3 separate regions of the Homo sapiens genome follow, and all the other regions are linked to region 2. A link is a loop called in an ENCODE intact Hi-C map of the cell type or tissue named here. Cell type or tissue: gastrocnemius medialis. All regions are shown on one strand.

What was found. Peaks named below come from ENCODE experiments on the same cell type or tissue, not always from the same donor. Only the 100,000 strongest peaks of a DNase experiment are listed, where the experiment ranks them.
Region 1: it touches region 2 in a loop (2.1-fold over the local background); 2 of 110 quality-filtered maps call a loop at or near these places.
Region 3: it touches region 2 in a loop (4-fold over the local background); 2 of 110 quality-filtered maps call a loop at or near these places.

Annotation. Positions count from the first base shown.
Region 1 is chr22:40,151,910-40,159,909 of GRCh38, forward strand. It overlaps a transcript of TNRC6B not described here. Among named protein-coding and RNA genes, the nearest start is that of TNRC6B, 22 kb to the right of the region's middle. In gastrocnemius medialis, a CTCF peak has its summit at 4,224; a DNase peak (open chromatin) is centred at 4,212; H3K4me3 peaks cover 298 bases; H3K27ac peaks cover 3,462 bases.
Region 2 is chr22:40,274,154-40,282,153 of GRCh38, forward strand. TNRC6B (trinucleotide repeat containing adaptor 6B) reads left to right here. Exons shown (of 23, transcript NM_001162501.2): 8 at 2,924-2,998; 9 at 3,846-3,891; 10 at 5,842-5,990; 11 at 6,966-7,136. LOC124905121 (a long non-coding RNA gene) reads right to left here and starts at 2,680. Exons shown (of 2, transcript XR_007068107.1): 1 at 2,378-2,680. In gastrocnemius medialis, no CTCF peak of the experiment used is centred here; DNase peaks (open chromatin) are centred at 3,488 and 7,736; H3K4me3 peaks cover 2,127 bases; H3K27ac peaks cover 7,875 bases.
Region 3 is chr22:40,650,862-40,658,861 of GRCh38, forward strand. LOC124905122 (a long non-coding RNA gene) reads left to right here and starts at 987. Exons shown (of 2, transcript XR_007068108.1): 1 at 987-1,109; 2 at 1,818-3,910. RefSeq lists enhancers at 758-1,957, 1,439-1,538 and a cis regulatory region at 3,721-4,095. In gastrocnemius medialis, CTCF peaks have their summits at 1,014, 1,225 and 3,800; DNase peaks (open chromatin) are centred at 970, 1,290 and 3,780; H3K4me3 peaks cover 1,509 bases; H3K27ac peaks cover 4,870 bases.

The DNA of each region.
Region 1 (8,000 bases), 120 kb before region 2:
AGATTCAACACTGAATAACAGGAATTCCAGAAGGAGAGAACAGAAGTTGGAAGGGAGGAAACTGTCAAATAAGTAGAGAAAATGTCCCAAACCTGAAAAACAAGAGATTCTAGATTATAAGTACTTACCTAGCACCAGTTCAATAAATAAAAAAAGAACCTTGCTTAGTGGTTTGCATTTTTAAAAACTAAGGATAAATGAAAGCTCCTAAAAGGGTTTTTTGTTTTTGGTTTTGTTTTTCTTTCTTTCTTACCACTATAAAAATAAGGACTTAAATGTTTCTAGAGAAGACACATGCAATACACTAGGACTTAGAATGATACTGAGCTTCTGTGTAGCAGCTATGGGAGCTAGAAGACAACGGAGCATCACCCTCAAAATTTTGGACGGAAAAGTTTACTGACTTCAACGTTTTTGTTTGTTTGTTTTTGTTTTTGTGATGGAGTCTTGCTCTGTTGCCAGACTGGAGTGCAGTGGCACGATCTCGGCTCACTGCAAGCTCCGCCTCCCGGGTTCATGCCATTCTTCTGCCTCAGCCTCCTGCGTAGCTTGGACTACAGGTGCCCACCACCACGCCCGGCTAATTTTTTTTGTATTTTTAGTAGAGACGGGGTTTCACCATGTTAGCCAGGATGGTCTCGATCTCCTGACCTTGTGATCCGCCCGCCTTGGCCTCCCAAAATGCTGGGATTACAGGCGTGAGCCATCGCACCCGGCCACACCCGGCTAATTTTTGTATTTTTAGTAGAGATGGGGTTTCACCATGTTGGCCAGGATGACCTTGATCTCTGGACCTTGTGATCCGCCTGCCTCAGCCTCCCAAACTGCTGGGATTACAGGTGTGAGCCACCGTGCCTGGCTTTAACTTTTATATTTAATTAAATATGTGGGTAAAAAAAATGTTTTTATGGCCGGGTGTGGTGGCTCACACCTATAATCCCAGCACTTTGGGAGGCTGAGGCAGATGGGTCACCTGAGGTCAGGAGTTCGAGACCAGCCTGGCCAACATGGTGAACCCCTGTCTGTACTAAAAATACAAAAAATTAGCCAGGTGTAGTGGCACACATCTGTAGTCCCAACTACTCGGGAGGCTGAGACAGGAGAACCGCTTGAACCCAGGAGGGGAGGCTGCAATGAGCCAAGATCACACCACTTCTCTCCAGCCTGGGCAACAGAACGAGACTCCATCTCAAAAAAAATAAAAATAAATAAAACATTTTTATGTGTCAGTTATATGTGTGGATAAAACAAGGACGTTTCAGTCATTCAAGGTCTCAAAAAAATTCACCTTCTATATACCTTTTATCAGGAAATCACTGGAATATATACTCCACCTGAATCAGTGAGTAAACTGTAAAAGAGACAGAGGATCTGGGAAACAGATGCTCCAGCTTAGGAGAAAGAGGAGGGCATTCCAGAGATGAAGAGGAGGAGACATCCCTAGCGAGATGTCAGCGATTCAGTGGCCTAGAAAGCAATCAATCCAGTTCGGAGCAGGAGAAACCCCTGAGGGTGTCTCCAAGGCGGAGTGAAACTGATAGATTACCTGAAGTGTTTGAACTGATTAAGAGGAGATTTACAGTTCTGTTGGAGAGTTTGAGGATGAATTAATGAAAAATACATAACAAATACTAAGCTAGAAAAAAAAAAACAAAAAGAATAAGAAGAGGAAGTGGTAATTATTAGTTCCAGGGAAACCAAAATTATACAAGAAAGGAAATTTAATTATAGCATTCCATATGATTCAGCTGTATATATTTACTACATAATAGCACTGTTAGCACTGAATATTGAGTTGAACAAAAACGGTAACTTACATTGTGAGGAAGGGAGGATGGAGGCTTATGTTGTGAGGGTGGGGCAGGGGTGGAAAGTACTGTTTTTGTTTGTCAGCCGGTAGTATTAATGTTATTTGACTTTTTAAATAATGTATATGTATTTAATATAAATTTTAATTTTTAAATAAAATTAGTAATTTAAATTATAATAAATCATTAAAGAAAGGGAATAATTCCATTTATGAAATTATATTAATTAATATTAATATTAAGAAATTATTGGCTTTCTTTATTTTTTTTTAAGACTTAGGGTCTCGCTGTGTTGCCCAGACTGGAGTGCAGTGGCTATTCACAGGTGTGATCATAGAGCGCTACAGTCTTGAACTCCTAGGCTCAATTGATTCTCCTGCCTCTGTCCCCCGAAGTAGCTGGGACTTACAGGGTCATGCCATAGCCCTCAGCCTTTTCTTTATATCTTTAAATATAAAAGCATGGGCTGGGCGCATTGGCTCACTGCTGTAATCCCAGCACTTTGGGAGGCCAAGACGGGTGGATCACGAGGTCAGGAGATCGAGACCATCCTGGCCAACATGGTGAAACCCTGTCTCTACTAAAAAAATACAAAAATCAGCTGGGCGTGGTGGCAGGCGCCTGTAATCCCAGCTACTCGGGAGGCTGAGGCAGGAGAATCATTTGAACCTGGGAGGTGGAGGTTGCAGTGAGCCAAGATCACGTCATTGCACTCCAACCTGGGTGACAGGGCGAGACTCCATCTCAAAAATAAATAAATAAATAAATAATAAAATAAAAGCATGTATATACGTATGTATGCCTATATGTACATACATATGGTTAAAAATACATATTTTCTGGCTGGGCGTGGTGGCTCACGCCTGTAATCCTAGCACTTTGGGAGGCCGAGGCAGGTGGATCACGAGATCAGGAGATCGAGACTATCCCGGCTGACACGGTGAAACCCCATCTCTACTAAAAATACAAAAAAATTAGCTGAGCATAGTGGCGGGTACCTGTAGTCCCAGCTGCTGGGGAAGCTGAGGCAGGAGAATGGTGTGAACCTGGGAGGCAGAGCTTGCAGTGAGCCGAGATCGCACCACTGCACTCCAGCCTGGGCAACAGAGCAAGACTCTATCTCAAAAAAAAAAAAAAAAAAAAATATATATATATATATATATATATATATATATATACATATATATATATATTCTGCTTCAATTTGCTCTAAAATATATATATATTTGGACTTGATATTTATAGAATCATACTACATATGCATTCTTTTGTGACTTGCTTCCTTCACTTGATTACCTTTTTGTAACTCACCCAGATTGAGGTGTGTAGCTGTAGTTCATTCATTTTCATGCAATATAGTATTCTATTTTCTGAAAACACCATAGCCTATTTATCTGTTTTACTGTTGACAGATGTTTATTCTTCTATTTTTTTCTGTTAAAAATAATTCCACTATAAATACTTTTGTATATGTGCAAAAGCTTCTCTAGGTATATACCTATAAGTAAGTGCAGTTACTAATGTGTACAGTAAATGCATCTTCAAATGTAATAGATAATGCAAACTTTTTGTTGTTGTTGTTGTTGGGGGAGACGGAGTCTTGCTCTGTCGCCCAGGCTGGAGTACAGTGGCGTGATCTCGGCTCACTGCCACCTCTGCCTCCCAGGTTCAAGCAATTCTTCTGTCTCAGCCTCCTGAGTAGCTGGGACTAAAGGCGCACACCACCACATCCAGCTAATTTTTGTATTTTTAGTAGAGACGGAGTTTCACCATGTTGGCCAGGATGGTCTTGATCTCCTGACCTCATGATCTGCCCGCTTTGGCCTCCCAAAGTGCTGGGATTACAGGCGTGAGCCACCCTGCCTGGCTGACAAAACTGCTTTTCAAAGTAGCTATACCAGTTTTCCCTCCCACTAGGAGTGGATAAGAGTTGCTATTGCTGCATACCCTTGTCAACACTTGGTATTACCTGACTTTAATTTTAGCCAACCTAGTAGTTGTGAAATGGTTTTAATTTGCATTTTCTTGACTGACATAAGATTGAACATCTTTTCATATGTTTAGAAACTGTTTATGTGTTCTCTTCAGTGAAATTCCTGCTTGGTTATTTGCAGATTTTTCTAGTAGGTTGTCTTTGTCTCATTGATTCATCACCGTTCTTTTATATTCTAGATGCTAATCCTTTGTCAGAGTTATGTGTTTTGCCGATCAACATGTTTCCTTTTTTCTGCAGATCTAATCACTCAAGGAGAAGTTTGAAAACCATTGGCCCAGGCTTCTGTTCTGTGCACCACAGTGAAACGGCCCTGTGGTTCTGCACAGGGCAGGTGTGGGTTCTTGGAGTGAGTCGCATTGTAGTTACTGACTGCTGCTGACCTGTGGTGCTTGCCTTTGCAGGTGGAACAGGAGGATTTTGTAATGGAAGGGCATGGCAAGACTCCACCTCCTGGTGAAGAAAGCAAACAGTGAGTCACAGTTTATTTAAAAAGAGTCCTATTACAGATCCTCGGAAACACTTTGGTTCAACATGCTGATAAGCGTGTTTGTCAGAGATGTATACGTTGGAGACATTGGGGAACTCACCAGTTGCTTTGGTGGCTGTTAATGCATTGCTTCTATTTATAGACCAACTAACTAGAAGGACAAGAAAGTTAGCGTTACAGTTTTTCACACTCGCCTAATCAAAATTTATGTTATGTTGTAGCAAAGGCTTTAAGGCTCAGTATGTTCCAAATTGAACTAATTCTGTTTGGTTGATTTCCAAAGAAAGTATAAAATGGTACATCCTTTTCTCAGTATTGTCTTTCTGAAGTGAACTAAACTAATAGACCATTTCCCTGCAATCTAAGTGTGAATTTATTTGAATGGTACTTTCTGAAATTCTATTCCATTTGGTTATTTACACTGCTGATCTTTGTTTAAATAACAAATTGTTTCTCTAAAGGAACAGGAATTATAAATAATATAACTTAGCCAACATTCCAAATAATTCAGGATCTCTCCCCTAACTCCTTAAGGGGTAATTGGTTTGTTGTTGGTTTTTTTTTTTTTTTTTTCTTGAGACGGAGTATCACTCTTGTCACCCAGGCTGGAGTGCAGTGGTGCAATCTGGGCTCACTGCAACTTCCGCCTCCTGGGTTCAAGCAATTCTCCTTCCTCAGCCTCCTAAATAGGACTAGGTGTGGTGGCGGGGACTACAGTTGCCCGCCACCACACCTAGCTAATTTTTCTATTTTTAGTAGAGATGGGGTTTCACCATGTTAGTCAGGCTGCTCTTGAACTCCTGACCTCAGGTGGTCTGCCTGCCTCGGCCTCCCAAAGTGCTGGGATTGCAGGTGTGAGGCATCGTGCCCAGCCAGGGGTGATTGGTTTTAAACCTGAAGTTGGGAGTCTGTTGGGTAGCTTTTTGATAGCAGTGAGTGAATTTTTTTCCTCTCTCCGTCATAGAATGTGAAAAATTGTGTTGCAGAGCAGACTGGTTTTTCATATGCCCTTTTAAAGGAAAAACAGTTAAGACTGCTTAAAGTACTGACATAACTACTATTTTTTATTCAGACATTAGTCTCCTAAATTGAATGGGCCAGTGATTATGGAATTTACCAAAAATCTATACAGAGAAACTTCTCTCATTCATATTTTTTTTCCTAGAAAATAGTTTAATTTTGGTCTGTCTTAAGAAAATTATGTCTTTAAAACCCTTAGGAATAAATTATGCAGAATGGACTATGCTGCCACGAGGCCAGATTCATTAAAGGAAAATGGCTCGTCTTGTATTTGTTGTGAATGGAAACCAGGATATTTTCACAGCTGGTTTAATTTGCTAACCAGGCAATTTTAAAAATAGCTCACAATATAAATCCTAGCTTTGCTGTATTCTATCAAATGCACTTACATTTTGCATGGGCTGATGGAATCAATTCATCTTTAGCAAATTAGAATGCCAGACATCTAGTCCCAGTAGAATGACAAGAGAAACACTTCAGGTGCTTTTCTCCGTGTCCACTGCACAGCCCTCCACCCCCACACTCTGGTCAAAGGTCTGTCATATAAAAATTATAACTCCATTTGTCGAGGGTTTTCTGTGCACAAGGTACTTTGCTTAAATATGTTTTACTCTGTCATTTCCACTCATTACACCATTTCATCTCCATTTCACTCAGAGATCAGGGTAGGTAACTTGCCCATGGTAATGCAGCTTGAAATGCAATTTAGATTTGAACCCAGATCTTACCGACTCTCTCACACCCTTTGCCATCCTTGGAAGCTATGCTCTTGAAAAATACTGTTGTTAGTAAAACTGCAGTTGTCAAAATCAAAGTCTCATGAATAAGAGGGAGTAGGCCAGGCGTGGTGTGGCTCACTGTAATCCCAGCACTTTGGGAGGCCAAGGCGAGTGGATCACTTGAGGTTGGGAGTTCAAGACCAGCCTGACCAACGTGGTGAAACCCTGTCTCTAGTAAAAAAATACAAAATTAGCCAGGCGTGGTGGCACACGCCTGTAATCCCAGCTACTTAGGAGGCTGAGGCAGGAGAATTGCTTGAACCCAGGAGGCAGAGGTTGCAGTGAGCTGAGATCACACCATTGCACTCCAGCCTGGGCAACAAGAGCGAAACTCCATCTTCAATAAATAAATAAATAAATAAATAAATAAATAAATAAATAAATAAATAAAGAGGGAGTTGAGGGAGACAATGAAAATGGCATAAGCCTATTTTTAAAAAAACAGGTGGAAGTTCTGTACTATAAAGGATATCCATTTCTCAAACAAACCAGTCTTTATCTTTAAAAACCTCTCTAGTAACCCTTATCCTGAATCAGCTTATTTAGGTATTCAGGAAATGTTGCTGGGCAGATTCTCCTACAAGTTTTATGTTATACAAACTGTACTTCTTTGAGAGTTTCAAACAGCCCCAGCAAGTTGGAATGCCATGTGTCGTATCCTTACCATTCTCCCTTGTTTTGTTTTCACAAGTCTCATACTGCCTGGCCTTTTCACAGATGAATTCTGTTCTATTTCTGTTTTCTTCTGGGCCTGGTCAGCTATTACATACTGAAGTGATAAAGCAGAAATCAGTCGTCTCACAAGGTGCTGTGAGCAAAGGTGCTGTGTTCTTTTGTTTGAGGCAACAACAATAAAAATATTTACAAAACAAATTTTTTTTAAATCTCAGAACTGCAGTTGGCAAATGATTATTACTATACTTTGTAAATATGATTCAGTCTGGATAGGGAATCTAGGAACTGAGTAATTTTTTTGCGTGTGTGACAGAGTCTCGCTCTGTCGCCCAGGCTGGAGTGCAGTGGCACAGTCTCGGCTCACTGCAAGCTCCGCCTCCCGGGTTCACGCCATTCTCCTGCCTCAGCCTCCCGAGTAGCTGGGACTACAGGCGCCCACCATCACACCCGGCTGATTTTTCTGTATTTTTAGTAGAGATGGGGTTTCACCGTGTTAGCCAGGATGGTCTCGATCTCCTGACCTTGTGATCTGCCCGCCTCGGCCTCCCAAAGTGCTGGGATTACAGGCGTGAGCCACCGCACCTGGCCGGAACTGAGTAATTTTTTAATAAAAGTAATGTAATATAAGCTTGTCAGAAAACATTCAAACAGCAATTGTGACTGTAGAAATAAAGGTGAGACCTGGCCAGGCGCGGTGGCTCACGCCTGTAATCCCAGCACTTTGGGAGGCTGAGGCGGGCAGATCACGAGGTCAGGAGATCGAGACCATCCTGGTTAACATGGTGAAACCCCGCCTCTAGTAAAAATACAAAAAATTAGCCATGCATGGTGGCGGGCGCCTGTAGTCCCAGCAACTCGGGAGGCTGAGGCAGGAGAATGGCGTGAACCCAGAAGGCGGAGCTTGCAGTGAGCCAAGATTGTGCCACTGCACTGCAGCCTGGGTGACAGAGCAAGACTCCATCTTAAAACATTAAAAAAAAAATTTAAAAATTTAAAAAAAAAGAAAGGTGAAACCCTTCCCTTCCTAATCTTCCTAAACATTTTCTGTACATTTTTAAACAACAATTAAATTGATTTTTCTCCCAATATCATTCTTCTAAGACTTAACTTTTGTAATTTGAGATATTTTCAGTCTATTTCTTTTTCTTTTTTTTTGAGACAAGGTCTCACTCTGTCACCTAGGCTAGGGTGCAATGGTACGATCATAGCTCACTGTAATCTTGAATTCCTGGGCT
Region 2 (8,000 bases):
TTTCCACATTATAATAATCTTTTGGAGGCTCTCAAGGCATACTTTATAAATGCTTTTGCATTCTAAAGCCAGAGAAGTCCTTCCAGTAAATCCCCATAGATATGTAGGAGGGAATCCAGAGGAAGATAATGCTGGCTTCTCCCGCGGCAATCAGCACGTCTTGATTTTATCTGATTTGGGAAATTCCAAGACCCAGAACCCTTCTCCCGACAAATGAAATACCAGTGAGTACTTGTGTGCTATAGCAGCTAAATGATTAATGATATCTCTTTTTTTTTTTTTTTTGAGACGGAGTCTTGCTCTGTCGCCCAGGCTGGACTGCAGTGGTGCAGTCTCAGCTCACTGCAAGCTCTGCCTCCCAGGTTCACACCATTCTCCTGCCTCAGCCTCCCGAGTAGCTGGGACTACAGGCAGCTGCCACCACGCCCGGCTAATTTTTTGTATTTTTAGTAGAGATGGGGTTTCACCATGTTAGCCAGGATGGTCTCGATCTCCTGACCTCGTGATCCCGTCCACCTCGGCCTCCCAAAGTGCTGGGATTACAGGCGTGAGCCTCTGCGCCCAGCCTAGCAGCTAGATGATTTCTCTACATCATGTACCAGGTTGTGTACTAAACTTTTCACCTTCTGTGTGAAAGTCCTCATCACAGTTTGATGAGGACTTTGGTTTTCAATCTAGAACAGTAGTCTTTGAGCCTGAACCAGTGTCTTCGCAGACCCTCTCTTTTTTCAATTCCAGATTTTCGTTTGACAAATAAAATAGTGGAAATACGAAATGGGCATCCAATACTTAACTTCAACATGAGAGTCTTGGCACCCTATGAAACGGTTCACAGCTAATATTCTCCCACGTTTCAAATACCAGATGCCATCTTAGAGGCCTTCCCATGTCTGAGGATTGGGCCTTCATCCCCTTTGCCCTTTGCCTATAGGACACTAATTTTGTAGATGACTCTTTCTTTTATAGCATAAGAATACAGTCTGTTTCTGTTTAGAGATGTTTTGCTTAAGCAGTCACTTACGGGTTTTCTTCTATTAAGAGCTTTTATTTCTTCAGTCACAGAAGGAATTATTCAGCAAACTTTTCAGCATTCCTTGCACTCTTAGGTTGTCTAGTGTGATTTTGGCTTTCTTTTGGTTATTTACAAATTAACAATGAGACTAAATTAACTGATTGAAAGGGACTAATAAATACCTCTCTAGGTTGACAACCAAGATTTAATTAAGTTAATTGGGAATTGACTCTTTCAGCCCCAGTACCAGTGATTCTGACTTTATATACCGAGGGCGTTTTTTTTAAAAATTGTGATAAAATACATATAACATATAATTTACCATAGCGTACATTTTTAAGTGTACAGTTCAGTGGCAATAAGTATATTCACATACTTATGTTGCCATTTACCACCATCTATCCGCAGAACTCTTTCTATCTTACAAAACTGAACTCTGTACCTATTAAACAGTAACTCCCCATTCCCCCCTCCCTCTAGTGAGGGCTTTTTTGACCTTAAAACCTGTACTAGCTGGCTGCGGTGGCTCATGCCTGTAATCCCAACACTTTGGGAGGCTGAGGCAGGTGAATCACCTGAGGTCAAGAGTTCAAGACCAGCCTGGCCAACATGGCAAAACCCCGTCTCTACTAAACCTACAAAAATTAGCTGGGTGTGGTGGCAGGCAGCTGCAATCCCAGCTACTTGGGAGGATGAGGCAGGAGAATTGCTTGAACCCAGGAGGTAGAGGTTGCAGTGAGCCGAGATCGCGCCATTGCACTCCAGCCTGGGTGACAAGAGCGAAACTCAGTCTCAAAAAAAAAAACCGCCCCCCACACACACACCAAAAAAACCTGTACTAAACTTAAGTACTTCGTCACTTTCAAGGATAATAAAATTGATTTGATGACTACCATCACGGGCTGGGCACGGTGGCTCACACCTGTAATCCCAGCACTTTGGGAGACCGAGGCAAGCGGATCACGAGGTGAGGAGATGGAGACCATCCTGGCTAGCATGGTTAAACCCCATCTCTACTAAAAATACAAAAAATTAACCGGGCATGGTGGCGGGTGCCTGTAGTCCCAGCTACTCGGGAGGCTGAGGCAGGAGAATGGCGTGAGCCCGGGAGGCAAAGCTTGCAGTGAGTTGGGATGGCACCACTGCACTCTAGCCTGGGTGACAGAGAAAAAAAAAAAAAAAGATAGCTATCATCACAACATAGAGAATTTTCACCTGTGAAATACACAACTGCACAAAGCCCCAGCCCACCCAGTCCTCTTCATAGTTCCCCCTGCTTCCCTCACAGAAGTGAAAGTGGAGCTCATGGTCAGTGCCTTGTTCAGGGGAGAAACTAGTTTGTCCCATTAAAAAATTAAAACCTACCTCTGCCCTACTTTGCCCAGGAGATCAGCAATGGTGTCTTCCACTAGGTCTCTTTACCACCAGGACCAATGTCTTTTATGCTGTGAAACAAACAGAGGAAGCACTATGAGTTCCTTATAATGCCCAGTTTAAATAGGCTCCTTTCCAAATGACACGCACTGACATCAAACTGTTTTCTCCTAACATAAACCAGTTTGGGTTACGAGGAGAGCAGCCTAATGAAAGTGAAAGTAGTCGTGTGCAAAACTTCTATTTTAGAAAATCATATCAGACTTCTTTCTATTTGAAAAGCAAAAGTACCAGCTGAGCATGTATTTTTCCAGTTACTTCTGGTTCAGTGTGGTGAATTTTATAAAAATGAAAACATAGATATAACTAGGGCTTATTAATCATTTAAACTAACATAAAATATCAACATAATTTTAGTTAAAGAGAAATAGGACTTAAAAAGGTAAACTCAAGTCTACATTTTCAGTCTGTATTAATAAAACTCAGGAGGCTGAAATAAATTATTTGGTTCTGAGGTTCCGTGTTTCATTTCTGTAGTGCTCACTCAAAGGAGGAAACAATGATTCATGGATGAATCCTCTTGCCAAACAGTTTTCAAATATGGGATTGCTGGTAAGTTTTATTTTTTTCAAATGTATAACGTATCCCAACTTTTAGGTTTAATATTAATACCAATTTTAAGACAACTGCCACATATAGTACAAAATTAAAGATTTAAAAACTAGTTAAGCAATGTTCTTGACCTTTTGAGTTAAGTAATATTTCTCTTCTATTCTTATTAATGACATACTCCAACATTTAAAGGTTATGGCTTTTAAATGTGTAGTCATTTTGTCCTTTTCCTTAGGAGGATAGAGAAGAAAGAGGCATTAAAAATTTATACAATTGTTTCCAACCGCATTACTGTACTAGTTTTCATATTATGATTTTTTAAAAAGGCAACGATAACGAAACTAGAAAAACTATACTGGGACTAATTACATAGGGAATTCTTGTAGAATTTCTGATTTCTTTATCTCTCGGCAACGTTGTGGGGACACCCTGTCCCTGGTTGCCAAAAGACAAATGACTTGACTTGGCTGCACAGTTGAAGGTTTGATGACTTGACAAGTCACGAGAAGAAGTTGTCATTATTTGGCGGTCACTCATGGAATTTGATCCTGGGCTGACTAGAACTTAAGGACGGGGGTTTATTTCTTCAGGCAGCTGTTTATCTATTGCTCTCTTTGTAGACTTATTGAGACTAATTGTATGTGAAAACTGAATTGTAGGAATATAGGCCCAAACAGCAATCAAGCTAGCATATTAAAAATGTTAATGTCTTCAGTACCATCAAGTTCATTTCAGAGAACCTTCTATGGTGCCAGTAGTAAGACGTGGCTCTCAGGTGAATAATGCCACTTCTTTGATTCAAAGATGTGCATCCTTAATTCTCTCTCATCTGTTCTTTATTTTCCAGAGTCAGACTGAAGATAATCCAAGCAGCAAAATGGATTTGTCTGTAGGTGTGTATCACTCCGCTGAAAAGAATGGAGTATATCAGTGTTACAGTGTCCTTTTGGCATCTCCTGCCCAATTTGATTAGGGATAGGTGCAGTTCAGTAGACATTGATTGAGCACTTACTCTTTGTAAGGTACTGTGCTAGACACTGGGCAGGGATAGAAAACTCACATGACTACAGGAGTCAGCAAAGAATGTAAATAAGTGATGTGTGCCGGGTATAAGAACCTGGGACGAGGCCGGGCATGGTGGCTCATGCCTGTAATCCCAGCACTTTGGGAGACCGAGGTGGGTGGATTACGAGGTCAAGAGATCGAGACCATCCTGGCCTACATGGTGAAACCCCATCTCTACTAAAAATACAAAAATTAGCTGGGCATGGTGTGGCGCACCTGTAGTCCCAGCAACTCTGGAGGCTGAGGCAGGAGAATGGCGTGAACCCAGGAGGCAGAGGTTGCACTGAGCCGAGATTGTGCCACTGCACTCCAGCCTGGCAACATAGCGAGACTCAGTCTCAAAAAAAAAAAAAAAAAACCTGGGACGAGGTGGCCACAGGTTAACTGTGGAGCGTCCACCTAGAAGAATCAGCCTTGCATTGCTCCTAGCAGTTGCTGCTCTGGAGGAATCCAGGCTGAGCTATGACAAGTCTTTCAGCAGAGGCCAGAAATTCAGATATATACTGGCATTATGATTTTTGTATTTATTTATTGATTTTTTGAGACGGAGTCTTGCTCTGTCACCCTGGCTGGAGTGCAGCAGCTTGATCTCTGCTCACTGCAACCTCTGCCTCCCAGGTTCAAGCGATTTTTCCCGCCTGAGTCTCCTGAGTAGCTGGGATCACAGGCGTGTGCCGCCACGCACAGCTAATTTTTGTATTTTTAGTAGGGACGGGATTTCGCCATTTTGGCCAGGCTGGTCTCGAACTCCTGACCTCCAGTGATCCACCTTCCTCGCCTTCCCAAAGTGCTGGGATTGCAGGTGTGAACCACTGTGCCCAGCCCTGATTTTTATATGTCAGAACTAATTCGGGTCTCTTAAAATGCTCTATGGGGCCAAACAAATTGTGTGCCAGATGTGGCCCTCAAGTTGCCAGTCCTGTCTGTACCAGGATGCTTCGTTATTGACAAACTCTCACATTGCAACTGGAGTGGAAACGGTGTTAGCCACTAGTCTGTGGGGTTTTCATAGTAATGCTCTTGATCACCCTGAGGAACTTGAAAAGAATCAAACTAAGAAGAAATGAAAATAATTCTGGGTAGTAAAGGAAGTAGGTAGTCTTTGATCTATGATATTTCTAAATATGAGAATAATTAAAACATAAGTTTCCTGGGGCAGCACTGGTTATATCAGCAGACGACAGCACATTTATAGAGTTGTGAAAGAAAAGTGGTATAGTTATGGCACCTGGGAAATTGCACCGTGTAGGTAATGTGGACACATCTTCTGTGTTCAGCTCTTAAGTTCTAAATTTTAGGGCAACCACTGTGCCTCTTTGATCTTTTTATTCCTTGTAACTATGTTTCACCCAGACCATTTATCTAGATGATGCTAAAATAGCAAAAACAGACAACTTCTCTCCCTGAGGACATTTGAATTTATGAGCAAGATGTGTTCATCAGACACATCAGTATCCAGTCTAAATGTTTTCTTAGCGAGATTTTTGCCAGGTTATCCCTAAGGCTCTTTCAGTCTTCCATGGAAAACAAACTACAACAGATACATGTTTTGTTTTGTTTTTTAAAATAAATAAATAAATAAAAAGGACCCATGTGTGTTCCAGGGACAAACACCAGCAGCCTGGACCAATGAGAGTTTGTCTCGTCTTATCCCCAGAAATAGAAATATTAATAGCTTATACCCAGCACCCCCATGAGGATAGTGGGGCAGGTCACTCTTGGTTCATGGGGGAAACATTGATTCTGGAAATTTTCACTCTGTGTATGCTACTTTTCAGGAAGCCTTTCAGATAAAAAATTTGATGTGGACAAGCGAGCGATGAATCTCGGGGATTTTAATGATATCATGAGGAAGGATCGATCTGGGTTCCGTCCACCTAATTCCAAAGACATGGGAACCACAGATAGTGGGCCTTATTTTGAGAAGGTGAGTTGAATCCTTTGTTTAAGATAATAATTCATGAGAACCGCTTTGGTTCCCATTTGTCTTTTGATAACTGATTCTAGAGGAAGCATAGAATTACTGAACTAGATGAGCAAAACACAAACATCACCTGCATTAACGTGGTGACCTGAAAACCATTGATGTCAACAGGTGATCAGGCAAGAGCAAGAACCATCTGTCTTTAGCATGTGTGTATTAGAAAATCTGAGTTTTGAGAAATTCATGAAGTGTGGAAATTTTAGAGATAAACTTACTCTGCATTCTTTTTTCCGCTGCTGTGCAGCTACAAAATAAATTTTGGGATTTTGTGCAAATATTCCATGTCTCCTAAGGCCTTGCCTTCTTCTAGTTTTGAGATAACTCTGTTGTTATCTTTCCCCAGTTCCTAGCGATCTGTGTTTAGTTACAATGGTATACTTTTCAAATTCTCATCTACCTAATTTAACCAAGCAGTTTCTACCTATTGGTTTTGATGTTTAACATTTCTAATGGTGGGAATTATATCTTGATCCAGAATACCAATTTGCTGTGTTCCTGATCTTCAGAAAGCAGTTAAAACCAAAATTTTTAAATCTGGCACGTTTTGACACTGTTGTTGCTGGTCCAGACAGCAACATATTCACAAGATTGGCCTGGCTTCTGTTTCAGCAGCCACATTGCTAGAGTAATCAATATTAGATGCGTAAAAATAAAGTGTCTGGCAATTTTTATTGTAATGCAATGGACAGAACGTGTTACTAACTTAGAGGAAAAGAAAAATCTATATCAAAGAAGATGACAGATGGTGTCTGTTGGGCCAAGTGTAAAGATTATTATCAGATCCAAATTCCATCCTTGGTTATTGCTAATACACTCTAACTTTGTTTATTGCTAGTGTTTCTCTCTTTTCCCTTCTTGCATTCTGTTGCTTCACTAACCAACACTCGTTGTGATTGGCTAACTCCTACTACTTTTCAGCTGACTTTGCCTTTCTCCAATCAAGATGGGTGCCTTGGGGATGAGGCTCCCTGCTCTCCCTTCTCCCCTTCTCCCAGCTACAAGCTGTCTCCCTCTGGTTCCACACTACCCAACGTCAGCCTTGGAGCAATCGGCACAGGGCTCAACCCCCAAAACTTCGCTGCTAGACAAGTAAGGAGGCCTCTCAAATTTATAACTGCTTGGCTATGGCCTCGCCTTGGTCCTGGTCTGCAGTTTATTGCATCATTTGTCTGTCTTGGGAAATTTGTTGATTACTGAATGCACAGAATGATATTAAGTGTAGGTTCTAGATCTTTCAGCCCATAGAACCCATCTCTCTTCATGTTTTTCAACACGGATTTTATTTTAAACCTGTATTTTTTTTTTTGTCTCCTCATTTTTGATCATAAGTTCATATTTAATAAGTAATAACTGACTAAGGAAAATGTTAAAGAGGCTACGTAAGTACCTTAGACAATCTAACTTAATGCATTTGCCATTTTAAACATTAGATTGGATATGTAATACTTTGGAGATCTTTTCAATTTAATAAACCTGCTAATTTAAAAATAGGAAAACTAGTATGATTAAGTATTTGTGGGTTATGGCATCTTGAAATCTAGTGTCTTTAAGTGTAAAATATAGTAATTACCCGGAGAAGGGTAACTTTAAATAGTAAACGGTGAAGCTTTGGGAAGAATGGGTATTGCTGAGACACAGCAGTGTTTCATTGCACCTGGGGTTGGATCTGGCAACCCTCCAGGGAAGGGCTGTGCAGTAGAAACAAGACAGGCAGGCCTGGGAGGATCATGCCTCCTCACCTTGCCAGGCCTGAGGGTGCACAGCATGACCCTGCCTGCCTTCCCACAATAGCTCTGTTGTAGTTTTTGTGGAGAAAACCAGGACTTTGGAGTCACAATTCCTTTGCAACAATAACCCCAGCAGTGATAGCCATACTTCTGTGACCACTTACTTGTCACTGTGACCTTCACCTCAGGACGTTGTGGGAGGACGTTAATTATACAACTTGTAATT
Region 3 (8,000 bases), 380 kb after region 2:
GATTACAAGCGTGAGCCACCGCGCCCGGCCAACAGTGCAGTGTCTTAACGGTAGCTCTGCACAAAGTCACAAATTAGTCACAGTAACTTGTTACTTTGTATTCCTCTCACCTGTTTTGTGAGATTCCACAATTTCTCCTGCCTTCAGTTGCATTGCTTGGTGTATGATACATAGTCAATCTTTTTATCCATATCTCAGGAGCAAAATGTAACACAAATTCTACTTGTGGGTATCTTCCTGTATTCGGTTTTACAAAGCACTTGCATGTTGCCTTGTCAGGAAAGAGCAGTTGTTTCTCCAAAGAGAAAAGTTGTTTCACTAATATTAAGCTCATTCCCTATAGCTCAGTGTCCTTGCCTTTCTCTCTACATAATCACTTTTTATCCAAATGCTGAGTCACTATATAATTTTTTGAAGACATTTTAAATAGCCCTCAATTCAGTACACGCAGCACCAACACTGCACCTAACTCAGCTGAAGTTAAGACAATATGAACAGCTATGTTTAATTTATCAAATTTGCAAGCAATGATGATTCCATTAAAATGAAAAAAAATCATGTTTTAGGATTAGTTAAATGTGGTAGCAAATGCTGGTACTGATTAGAATTCTTACAACTGCAAGTGACAGGAAACAGACTAACTTAAGCAAAAGGACTGCATTAAGCCAGGAAATTCCAAAAGTCCCTGTAGTATAACAGTTTCAGGTATGGCTGGATTCAGGACTCCAGAATATAACCAGGACTCAGTTTCCTGCCATTTCTCTTTCTTTTCCGCAGGGTTGGTGTCAGTGGCAGGTTTCACATGCTGGCAAGCTGGAGCCAGCAGCTCCAGCTCCAGCTCTAGCACCCCTGGAGTTTTGAGTCCAGTGAAAAAAACGATGAGAGGCTTTGTCCCAGATATTTTAGCCTGAGTCTCAATGCCTCTCATTGGCTCCAACAGATCACATGCCCAGCCCTGAGCCAATCAACATGGCCACATCCGGGTCAGTTACTACTGCCTCCGCCCCATGCTGTGGAGCCCGGCTGGAAGCCCGGGGGTTGTTGGGTCTTCACCCGGGAAATGGGGAGAGAGACTGCGGGGCAGCTGGCACCACATACGTGCCTTACAGGTGGGGTGTGGGGACTTAGGAGGGCTTAGCACCCAGAGCATTAGCCCAGGGCCTGGCCCCTGGTGGCTTCTCCCGGCCGCTGGCTGCTTGGCAGGGCTGGAGGGGAGGAGACCCACAGTTTCGGGCTTGAGTCACCTCCCTCCTGGCCAGGCTTCGGCGGCACTGACTCAGCGCCTGCGTGAGCTGGATGCTGCCTGGAAAGCTAATCAGCCTCTGAGGCGAGTCATGCCTCCTGTGACGTGGGCTTGTGCTGTGAGTGGGCGGGAATGAATGAAGAAGCGTGGGCTCACCATGGTTCCTAGAGTGTTGATGAAGTGACGGGAGAGGGAGGCGGAAGTCAAGAGCAGCCCTTGGAAAAGGCTGCCAGCCCAGGCTGTGATGCTGTCTGCGGGCCCGTGCAGCCTGGTCCCGGGGTGGGCTCTCTGCACGCGGGCCCGTGCAGCCTGTTCCCGGGATGGGGCACACAGCTGCCACCTCCCCACACCCCAGCACCGGGGAGCGCCCCAGGGCTCCGCTGTGGCCTGCCCTGCGGCTGGCAGGCCATCCTCCGGTTCGTCCCTGTGTTTCAAACCTAAGTTCCATGAGGCAGGACGGGGTTGGTGGGGTCGGGCAGGAGGGCCGGGGATTGGAAGGTTGGCCAGCTCTACCTCCTGCCCTTCCCACCGCACCCCAAACTTAGCCTTGACAAACGGATCTCTGCCCTTCTAGGGGAGAGGAGAGGAGAAGAAATGGTGGTAGAGAAAGAAAGGCAAGGGGAGCTGTGCAGAACCACCCGGAAGCTTGAGAGTTCAACGCGGAGAACCTGCTCTGTGCCAGGCCCCCACCTGGGAGGTGTGGGCAACCTTCCTGCCTTCCGGGTGCTCAGAGTCTAGTCTGGAGACAATAAGAAAAATGGTTAATCACCATGGAATGTGCTAGCGCCTTAGCCCGAAGCAGGGGTCTGGTTATTGAGGTTTGTTGAAGGAAGATGCCTGTAAGGGCTGGGTGCGGTGGCTCACGCCTGTAATCCCAGCACTTTGGGAGACCAAGGTGGGCGGATCACCTGAGGTCAGGTGTTCGAGATCAGCTTGGTCAACATGGTGAAACCCTGCCTCTTCTAAAAATGCAAAAATTAGCCAGGCGTGGCAGTAGGTGCCTGTAATCCCAGCTACTCGGGAGGCTGAGGGAGGAGAAGCACTTGAACCCGGGAGGCAGAGGTTGCAATGAGCTGAGATTGGCCACTGCACTCCAGCCTGGGTGACAAGAGCAAAACTCCCCCTCAAAAAAAGAAAAGAGGGGGAGGGCAGGGGAGAAGGGGGAAGGGGGAAGGAAAGCAGGTATTGAAGGAGAAATTGCTGAGCTGGGCTCAGGTCTAGCCTTGGCCTGGGTTAGAGGAGTGGGCTCCAAGCAGAGTGGCCCCCTTAGAGGCAAAGAGAATGGCCTTGTCTGCCTCCTTTCAGGCTTTGGATGGGGCTGATAGGTGAGGTGGTGGGTGCTTGTCAGCCAAGGGCCCCTCCACATAAGGGGACAGGTGGGGGGCAGCTGCGAGTCTGTAGACCCAAGACTTGCAGCAGCTGGAGGACCGGTGAGCAGCCTGGTAAAGCGACCTGGGGAGGCACCAGCAGCATCTGCTGCAGTATGGCCACACTAGCTGTTTGATGGAGGACAGGGTAGGGAGCAGAGAGTAGGGAGCCGAGGGCAGGGAGCTTCCAGAAGGTCATTCTGCTGCATTGTGAAGAACAGCTGAGGAGGCGGCCAAGAGAAGAAAGGTCCGAGGGGGGCCGGGCGCAGTGGCTCACGCCTGTAATCCCAGCACTTTGGGAGGCCGAGGCGGGTGGATCATGAGGTCAGGAGTTTGAGACCAGCCTGGACAACATGGTGAAACCCCGTCTCTCCTAAAAATATAAAAATTAGCTGGGGCATGGTGGTGCGTGCCTGTAGTCCCAGCTACTCGGGAGGCTGAGGCAGGAGAATTGCTTGAACCCAGGAGGCAGAGGTTGCAGTGAGCCAAGATTGTACCACTGCACTCCCGCCTGCACGACAGCATGAGACTCTGTCTTAAAAAAAAAAAAAAATGGCCCGAGGGGTCGACATGTGCAGAAGTTACAGGAGCACACAGCCCTTTCTGGAAACCCTAAGATGTTTAAGGGTAACACGGGGTATGGGGGGAAGCAGGAGGTGGTGGTGAGAGAAGAGGCCTGACCCTGAAGGGTCACGTGTGCTCAACAAAAACAGGAGTTCTAAAAGAACCGGATTTTCCTTTCACCCCACCTCAGTTTTTTCTGCAAACAGTTGTGCGTGAAATCAGGACCCAGATGCTGCAGAACTGAAGTGGGAAGGGACTGACCACCACTGGGCAAAAGGCCGAAGAGGGTAGGCCACAGAGGGGCTGTCTCTAAGGGCTAAAAATACAAGGGTTGAGACCAACTGAAGTGTGGCGATTTCCTTGACGTTGGCATTTTGGTTTTGTTTTCCTTTTTTTAAGATAAGAGTTATATAGTAACTCAGAGCTCAGTAACATCAGCATTTTGGAAGTAGGATAGGAAGAAAGTCTCATCACAAGGGAGCCCTGTGGAGAGGAATGAGCACAGAATTTGGAGTCAGAAGAGTGGAAGGCCTGGGCTTGGGGCCTGGCTGCACCGTGCCGGCTGGATTGTTCTGGGAAAGCTGCCCAACTCTCTGCTCCGCAGTCCCCACATCTGTCACTAGGGATCATATCTGCCTCACAGGATCAGCTGAGATAAGGCACGTGTGTAAAAGGCTGTACAAATGTTAGTTACTATAAGGTTGTCTCAAAAAAATAAAACCCACGGCAAAGAGTATCCCAAGGCAGGCTCATTTTACTCCAATTACCATTTGGCACCGAGCAGATCAGGGGACTTACTGCATGACACAGCAAGTCAGTGGAAGAGCCAAGGAGTGCACTCATCCAAGTTACTGATTCCGATGTCAGCAAAACCTGCTGAAACCCATCTTCACACTGCAGTTCAGAGGGTGTCCCCAGGAAGCACCTCTCTGCAAAGCATGTTCAACGTAGTTCCCAGTGGCCTGCCAAATGGTCAGCAGCAAGGTGTAACTGGATGTCGCTTCCAGGAAGCAGAGTGAAAAGAGACAAGGAGTAGGAAACTAATGTCCAGAGTCGGCCATTTGCCCCAGGGACCGGAGTGGAGACTGCATTTCTAAGTGCTTCCTCTGTCCACAGCCCTCCTCCCCCATACCTTTTAAAAACAGATTTGCTGGCTGGGTACGGTGGCTCATGCCTGTAATCCCAGCACTTTGGGAGGCTGAGGCAGGTGAATTGCCTGAGCTCAGGAGTTCGAGACCAACCTGGACAAAACCCTATCTCTAGCAAAAAATACAAAAAGTTAGCCGGGCCTTGTGGTGCATACCTGTGGTTCCAGCCACTGGGAAGGCTGAAGTGGGAGGATCACTTGAGCCTGGGAGGTGGAGGTTGGAATGAGCTGAGATTGCGCCACTGCACTCCAACCTGAGTGACAGAGTGAGACCCCATCTCACAAAAACAAAACACAGATTTGTTGGCTGGGCATAGTGGCACATGCCTGTAATCCCAGCACTTTGGGAGGCCGAAGCGGAAGGATCACTGGAGTCCGGGAGTTTGAGACCAGCCCAAGCTGTGCAGCCCAGGCAACACAGCAAGACTTTGTGTTTCTTTTACAAAAAAAAAATTAGCCAGGTTTGGTAGTGTACACCTGTAGTCCTAGCTACTCTGGAGGCTGGGGTGGGTGGATCTCTTGCTTCCAAGAGTTCAAGGCTGCAGTGAGCTGATTATACCACTGTACTGTGGCCTGGGAAACAGAGTGAGACCCTGTCTCAAAAAAAAAAAAAACACCCAAAAGACAAAACACCACATTTGTTGAAATATAATTCACATACAATAAAAATACATCGTTTTAAAATGGACAATTCATGGTGATGTGCACCCGTAGTCCCAGCTACTTGGAAGGCTGAGATGAGAGGATCGCTGTGAGTCAATGAAACCTCTTTCCTTTATAAATTACCCAGTCTCAGGTATTTCTTCATAACAGAATGAGAATGGACTAATACATCCTCCCACCTCATCCTCCTAAAGTGTTGGGATTACAGGCGTGAGCCACCGCACCCAGCTGTTTACACTCTCTTGATGGTGTCCTTTAAAGCACACAAGTTGGTAGGAAGCAGTAGCTCATGCCTGTAATCCCAGCACTTTGGGAGGCCCAGGTGGGAGGATTGCTTGAGGCCAGATTGGGCAACATAGCAAGACCTCCATCTCTACAAAATTTTAAAAATTAGCTGGGTGTGGTGGTGCATGCCTGTAGTCCCAGGTACTCAGGAAGTCAAGGCTGAAGGATCACTGCAGCCTTGAGTCCGGCAGGTTGAAACTGCAGTGAGTTGTGATCGCACCACTGCACCCTAGTCTGACCAAAAGAATGAGACCCTGTCTCAGAAAAAAAAAAAAGAAAAAAAGGGGAAAAAACCCATAAAATTTTAAAATCATTATTAAGTCTAATTTATCTATTATTTTTTCTACTCTTGCTTGTGCTTTTGGTGTCAATCTAAGAAGTCTTTGCCTTACCCAAGGTTTACTGCTGCACTTTCTTCTAAGAGTTTTATAGTTTTCGTTCTTACAATTAGGTCTGTGATCCATTTTGAGATATTTTTATTTATTTACTTTTTTTGAGATGGAGTTTTGCTCTTGTTGCCTAGGCTGGAGTGCAATGGCGCGATCTCAGCTTACTGCAACTTCTGCCTCCCAGGTTCAAGTGATTCTCCTGTCTCAGCCTCCCGAGTAGCCTGGAATTACATGCACATGCCACCACGCCTGGCTAATTTTGCATTTTTAATAGAGATGGAATTTCACCATGTTGGCCAGACTGGTCTCAAACTCCTGACCTCACATGATCCGCCTGCCTTGGCCTCCCAAAGTGCTGGGATTACAAGTATGAGCCACCATGTCTGGCCAAGTTAATGTTTGTTTATCGGGTGAGACAGGCATCCAACTGCATTTTTTTTTTTAATTTTTGAGACGGAGTTTCACTCTTGTTGCCCAGGCTGGAGTGCAATGGCACGATCTTGGCTCACCGCAACCTCCGCCTCCTGGTTTCAAGCAATTCTCGTGCCTCAGCCTCCCGAGTAGCTGGGATTACAGGCATGTACCACCACGCCCAGCTAATTTTGTAATTTTAGTAGAGACGGGCTTTCACCATGTTGGTCACGCTGGTCTCGAACTCCCGACCTCAGGTGATCCACCTGCCTTGGCCTCCCAAAGTGCTGGGATTATAAGCATGAGCCACAGTGTCAGGCTGCATTTTTTTTTTTTTTAATTGCATGTGGATATCTGGCTCTTCCATATTATTCATTCCCCCAATGAATTGTCTTGGCATCTTTGTAAAAAAAAAAAGAAAAAATCACACAGCTCCTTTTTAAAGAAAGTAGACCAGGCTGGGTACAATGGCTCATGCCTGTAATCCCAGCACTTTGGGAGGCCAAGGCGGGTGGATCACTGGAGGTTAGGAGTTCGAGACCAGCTTGGCCAACATGGCGAAACCCTGTCTCTACTATACAAAAAATAGCCGGGTGTGGTGTCGGGTGCCTGCAATCCCAGCTACTTGGGAGGCTGAGGCAGGAGAATTGAACCCAGGAGGCGGAGGTTGTAGTGAGCAGAGATCATGCGATTGCACTCTAGCCTGGGCAACGACAGTGAAACTCCGTCTCATAAATAAATTAAAAATAAGTAAATAAATAAAGTAGACCATAAGCAGCTTGTGCAGCTCTTACAATTTCTGGCAAGTGAAACCAAGCCTCGGACACAGGCACTTCAGACCAGTGCCTATAGCCTGAGGTGACCACTGGTGCTTAATGGGGATTCCTAATACTTGATGGAGGCAAAAAAAAAAGTCCAATTCTGTCTCAGACATCACAGAAGCGTGGTGCCCACAGGGAAAGTGGATGACCTAGCTTTATCTGGTTCTCCCCACCTGCTACAGAAACCCTTAGCACCTCACTGGATCTGCAAGGCCTTTTGAATCAAGTAGCAGCACCTTCTCTTCCTCAGGGCTCCACTCAAAGCTGGTAGTTTGTTTTTATTTTATTTTATTTTTTTTGAGACGGAGTCTCACTCTGTTGCCCAGGCTGGAGTGCAGTGGCGTGATCTTGGCTCCCTGCATCATGCTCTGCCTCCTGGGTTCACAGCATTCTCCTGCCTCAGCCTCCCGAGTAGCTGGGACTACAGGCGCCTGCCACAATGCCCAGCTAATTTTTTGTATTTTTAGTAGAGACAGGGTTTCACCGTGTTAGACAGGATGGTCTCGATCTCCTGACCTCATGATCCGCCCGCCTTGGCTTCCCAAAGTGCTGGGATTATAGGCGTGAGCCACCGCGCCCGGCCAAAGCTGGTAGCTTTTAGGTCATCTAGTAAATGGGTTGGAACAGCAAATAGTATATAATGACTCCCAAATCCAAAGAGTCTCATGAAATATCACTTCTCTCTCTCTCTCTCTTTTTAATTGTTAAGGAATGGGATCTTGCTATATGCCCAGGCTGGAGTGTAGTGTGATTCACAGGCGTGATCATAGCACACTGAGGCCTCGAATTCCTGGGCTGGTGCCCAGGTGTGTGCCACTGCACCTGGCTAATCACACCTCTTTTGTGGTAGTGGGTGTAACGTAAGGTAAACTGTTCTTTACTTTTTTTTTTTTTTGGAGACAGAGTCTTGCTCTGTCATCCAAGCTGGAGTGGCAGTGGCATGATCATGGCTCACTGCAGCCTCAACCTCCCAAGCTCAAACAGTCCTCCTCACCTCAGCCCTCTGAGTAACTGGGACCACAGGCATGCACCACCATATGCCCGGCTAATTTTTTATTTTTCGTAGAGACAAGGTCTTACTATGTTGCCCACGCTGGTCTTGAACTGCCA